Linked DNA regions of Homo sapiens: region 1 is linked to region 2. The links are chromatin loops, found by intact Hi-C in ENCODE. Cell type or tissue: IMR-90. All regions are shown on one strand. Each heading gives the region's core, and the rest is flanking DNA. Links, peaks and the distances in the headings are about the cores only. Region 1 overlaps WIPF2 (WAS/WASL interacting protein family member 2). Region 2 has its middle 8.6 kb from the start of MIR6867.

What was found. Peaks named below come from ENCODE experiments on the same cell type or tissue, not always from the same donor. Only the 100,000 strongest peaks of a DNase experiment are listed, where the experiment ranks them.
Region 1: it touches region 2 in a loop (1.8-fold over the local background); 1 of 110 quality-filtered maps calls a loop at or near these places.

The regions. Positions count from the first base shown.
Region 1 is chr17:40,250,527-40,253,331 of GRCh38, reverse strand. All of the region lies in intron 1 of WIPF2 (WAS/WASL interacting protein family member 2), which reads right to left. Among named protein-coding and RNA genes, the nearest start is that of WIPF2, 33 kb to the right of the region's middle. In IMR-90, for the core only: no CTCF peak of the experiment used is centred there; a DNase peak (open chromatin) is centred at 1,601.
Region 2 is chr17:40,200,773-40,203,577 of GRCh38, reverse strand. No RefSeq gene overlaps it. Among named protein-coding and RNA genes, the nearest start is that of MIR6867, 8.6 kb to the right of the region's middle. In IMR-90, for the core only: a CTCF peak has its summit at 1,596 (motif pointing left); a DNase peak (open chromatin) is centred at 1,587.

The DNA of each region.
Region 1 (2,805 bases), core at 214-2,713, 50 kb before region 2:
CCAGCACTTTGGGAGGCCAAGGCGGGCAGATCATGAGGTCAGGAGATGGAGACCATCCTGGCTAACACAGTGAAACCCTGTCTCTACTAAAAATACAAAAAATTAGCTGGGTGTGGTGGCAGACACCTGTAGTCCCAGCTACTTGGGAGCCTGAGGCAGGAGAATGGCGTGAACCTGGGAGACGGAGCTTGCAGTAAGCCGAGATCACACCACTGCACTCCAGCCTGGGTGACAGAGTGAGACTCCATCTCAAAAAAAAAAAAAAAGTCCAGGCGCGGTGGCTAATGCCTGTAATCTTAGCACTCTGGGAGGCTGAGGCGGGCAGATCACCTGAGGCCAGGAGTTCGAGACCAGCCTGACCAACATGGAAGAAACCCCATCTCTACTAAAAATACAAAATTAGCCAGGCATGGTGGCACATGGGATTACAATCCCAGCTACTAGGGAGGCTGAGGCAGGAGAATCGCTTGAACCTGGAAGGCGGAGGTTGTGGTGAGCCGAGATCGCGCCATTGTACTCCAGCCTGGGCAACAAGAGCGAAACTCCATCTCAAAAAAAAAAACCAAACAAACCAGGGAAAATAACAGTTGATTCAGAAACAAACATTTTCAACTAATTCCAGTCACCAGAGGTCCTGCCTTTTTGAGGAGGTTTCTAGTTTTTTTTTTTTTTGAGACAGAGTCTCTGTTGCCTAGGCTGGAGTACAGTAACATCATCTCGGCTCGCTGCAACCTCTTCCTCCCAGGTTCAAGCGATTCTCCTGCCTCAACCTCCCAAACAGCTGGGACTACAGGCGCATGCCACCACACCCAGCTAATTTCTGTATTTTTAGTAGAGACGGGGTTTCACCAAGTTAGCCAGGCTGGTCTCAAACTCCTGACCTCAAATGATCCTCACGCCTCGGCCACCCAAAGTGCTGGGATTACAGGGGTGAGCCACCATGCCCGGCCTGGGTTTCTAGTTCTATCAGCCATTGGCCATTGCCATAATTGAAAGGATCTCCTAGAATGACCCAAAAAAGACTCAGACAAGTCCTTTACTCTTTCCATGTCCATAGGTGATCCAATCTCCGTGCTACAAGGTGAATAATGACCTAAAAGGAACAGCCTTATGCCTGTCAGTGTGCTCCACTTATTTAAGCAAAGCAGGAATTCTCTAGCATAGCAATTTTTTTTAAGCAATATATTACACAGTTAAAGATGCCTTCCTAAAATAGACTCAATTCAAACTCTAATTGAAAAACAGATTCATCAGTGGCGCTTGCCTATAATTGCAGCTATTCAGGGGGCCAAGAAGGGAGGATCACTTGAGCCTTTGTTTTTGGATCCAGCCTAGGCAACACAGCAAGACCCCTTAAAAAATTAAGTACATAAAAAAAGTTAAATCAAAGAAACACCATCTATATCAAGTGACTGACTTTAGTGTTGACTACCAACAGTGGCTCTCAAGCTTTCTTCTGGCTCCACAGGGATTGTATGCATGACACACTCCTATCAATGACATTTATTACATAATGATGTATTATCCTTCCCATTTTATGGTGAGGACACTGAAGTCCCAGGAGTGGGAGTGCCTACATGTACATGAGAAAAACTGACTCATCAAAGGGCAACTGCCCAAGATCACTCAGGAATAAAGTGCAGAGTTAGGCCTCATATCCAGGTCTCCTGACTTCTTCCTTTTCACTAATCACTATGGAGAAAACAAACAAAAAACTCCCCTGGAAATTAGTGTGGTTTAGCAATTTTCTATTTTTCCCCAAATGAAATTTAACTCATTCCAAATTTCTTAGTTATAGAATACAAACAGTTCTCTATATGTTTCCAAGAACAGCCCCATTTAGGTGAATTCAAATTAAAACAACTTTCCTTTCCCTGAAAAACTCCCAAAAGAAGCTTTTTGTTTACATCAAATTAGGACTGAGACTTATAATCGCTAATCCAATGCAGAGGGTCTGCTTTGAGAACTACTTTGAGTTAAAAAAAAAAAAAAATGAACCAAAACAATTCATAACATTTGACAACAGAAAGACAAATTTCACTAACCAACTGTGATTAATCAAAGGACAAATTTGAGCCTTCTGGAAGCACTGTCTATTGCAATACTAAGAATCTAATAGGCTGGACGCAGTGGCTCACGCCTGTAATCCCAGCACTTTGGGAGGCCGAGGAGGGCGGATCACAAGGTCAGGAGATTGAGACCATCCTGGCTAACACAGTGAAACCCCGTCTCTACTAAGAAACATAAAAAATTAGCTGGGCGTGGTGGCGGGCGCCTGTAGTCCCAGCTACTCGGGAGGCTGAGGCAGGAGAATAGCATGAACCCAGGAGGCGGAGCTGGCAGTGAGCCGAGATTGCGCCACTGCACTCCAGCCTAGGTGACAAAGCGAGACTCAAAAAAAAAAAAAAAAAAAAAAAGAATCTAATAGCTAACGTGTACTGGCACCATCATAGCTCACTGTAACCTCAAACTCCTGGGCTCCAGTGATCCTTCTGCCTCAGCCTCCCGAGAAGATAGGACTACAAGTGAGCACCACCACGTGCAGCTAAGAATCTAATGGTCTTGAGGTTAAACCTGAGATTAAATTTAGAAAAGAACAAGAAGGTTCTCTACAGAATTTTAAGTATTTCCTTTCTGATCTATTAAATTAGAACTACAAACCTCACCATCTGTGCTCTTCAGAGACCTTGACTTTCAGAAACATCTTGAGGCTGCCTCAAGTTCGGAAACACAGTAATTCTCATTCCTTTCTTAAGCCCTTCCATCTTAAAAACCAAGATAAAGGCCGGGTGTGGTGGCTCACGC
Region 2 (2,805 bases), core at 75-2,574:
GTAGTGAATACACAGGTGGTGGCGGTTCTGTATGTGCTCAGAAGTTATATTAAATATATGCTGAGAAGTTACATTAGAGCAAAATCTCATCAAAGTATGGGTGCGAAGATACATCTGGTTATAGATTACAGAGGCATAATCATTAATTCGTCACATTGTTTTACGTACAGGAAGAAGCAAAGGCCAGGATCACTGAACTTATCTTTTCGGAAATTGCAGTGACTTTGGCAAGAGACACAGGAAGCTGTGCCCTATCCTGCTTATCATTTTCAGGGCATTCTTCTGGGCTGGGGACTGTGCTCACACTGACTCAGGGGCTTTGTGAAATTCTGCTGCCAAGGGAATTGGTGAAATTCTGCTGGCAAGCAGAATTAACAAAAGTGGCTACTTAGGTTTGCTACTTTGTGTCACAATACCATACTTATGAGGGTGGTTGTCTCTGGAAAGAAAGAAAGAGGATGCAACTGGGGACAGGTACCAGGTTCAGCTGGAGGGTAGGGTTTCATTTCTTTTTCTTTTTTTCTTTTCTTTTTTTTTTTTTCAGACGGAGTCTCTCTCTGTTGCCCAGGCTGGAGTACAGTAGCACGAGCTTAGCTCGCTGCAACCTCCGCCTCCCAGGTTCAAGTGATTCTCCTGCCTCAGCCTCCCGAGTAGCTGGGACTACACACCTGGCTAATTTTTTTGTGTTTTTAGTAGAGACGGGGTTTCACTGTATTAGCCAGGATGGTCTCGATCTCCTGACCTCATGATCTGCCCACCTCGGCCTCCCAAAGTGCTGGGATTACAGAAGTGAGCCACGGCACCCGGCCAAGTTTTCATTTCCTAAGCTGGGAGGTGGAGACTCAAGTGCTCATTATATTAGTCTTTAAACTTTTTGTATGATTGAAATATTACACAACACATTTAAACATAATGTTTTTTCTTTTTTTCCCCAAATATTAGGATTCTTTTTTTTTTTTTTTAGACAGTCTCACTTTGTCACCTAGGCTGGAGTGCAATGGCTCAATCTCCACACACTGCAACCTCCACCTCCTGGGTTCAAGCAATTCTCATGCCTCAGCCTTCCGAGTAGCTGGGATTACAGGCATATGCCACTACACCTGGCTTTTTTTTTTTTTTTTTTAGTAGAGGTAAGGGTCTCACTATGTTGCCCAGGCTGGTCTCAAACTCCTGAGCTCAAGCAATCCTCCTGCCTCAGCCTCCCAAAGTGCTGGGATTACAGGCGTGAGCCACTGCACACGGCCTATTTATTTTTGAGACATGTTCTTGGTCTGTTTCCCAGGCTGGCGTGCAGTGGTGTGATCATAGCTCACTGCAGCCTCAAACTTCTAGGCTTAAGCGATCCTCCCACTAGGACTACAGAAGGAAAGTGTTTTTAAAAATGGAGACTTAAAAGGGTTTAAACGCTAAAGATGAAAGAGCTCATAGGGAGAGACTGAAGAAACAAGTTCTTCCGGTCAAATATGACTTATATCTGGGGATAGACCCTCTCAGAAGGATTCAAGATTACCCCAAGAAAGGCACTATCCTCCTCTGGGTTATGTAGCCTCCTCCCTCATCCCCAGGCAGGTTGAGAAAACAATCTTGGTGGTGACACCTAGTGGATTCAAAGGGCACTGCCTAAATTCTTCACTGCACGCAGCACACCTCATGAAGACACCTTATTTATTTATTTTTTGAGACAGAGTCTCGCTCTGTCACCCAGGCTGGAGTGCAGTGTTGGGATCTCGGCTCACTGCAACCTCCGCCTCCTGGGTTCAACTGATTCTCCTGCCTCAGCCTCCCGAGTATCTGGGACTACAGGTGACCGCCACCACACCCAACTAATTTTTGTATTTTTAGTAGAGGCAGGCTTTCACCATGTTGGCTAGGCTGGTCTTGAACTCCTGACCTCAAGTGATCTGCCTGCCTCAGCCTCCCAAAGTCCTGGGATTATAGGTGTGAGCCACCATGCCTGGCCAGGAAGGGAGAATTTTTTATTTTAAATCTGTTATTAAAAACAGTGGACTGTCAGAATCTGAATTGCTTTATGGTGTAATGTAGCTACGGTAACACTTAACAAATTTTACATGACCAACTCAACAAGCCAGATAGACACACTTGTATACCCACCCCCAGGTCACGATATGGAACATTTCTTTTATTTATTTATTTATTTATTCCTCACTCTGTTGCCCAGGCTGGAGTGCAGTGGCCCGATCTCAGCTCAGTGCAACCTCAGCTCACTGCAACCTCCACCTCCCGGGTTCAAGTGATTCTCCTGCCTCAGCCTCCCGCACCTCGACCTCCCAGAGTTCTGGGATTACAGGCGAGAGCCACCGCGCCTGGCCGATATGGAACATTTCTATCGCCCCACAGGGCTTCTTCATGCCCCTTCACGGTCAATACTTTCCCCTACCCTATTGAGTAGGCACTATTTTTACTTCTTTTTTTTTTTTTTTTTTTGAGACGGAGTCTTGTTCTGTCGCCCAGGCTGGAGTGCAGTGGCATGATCTCGGCTCACTGCAAGCTCCACCTCCCGGGTTCACGTCATTCTCCTGCTTCAGCCTCCCGAGTTGCTGGGACTACAGGCGCCCGCCACCAGACCCGGCTAATTTTTTTTGTGTTTTTAGTAGAGACGGGGTTTCACCGTGTTAGCCAGGATGGTCTCGATTTCCTGTCCTCGTGATTCGCCCGCCTCAGCCTCCCAAAGTGCTGGGATTACAGGCATGAGCCACCGTGCCCAGCCTATTTTTACTTCTATCCCCGTAGATTAATTTAGCCTGCTCTTGAACTTTTTTTTTTTTTTTTTGAGATGGAGTCTGG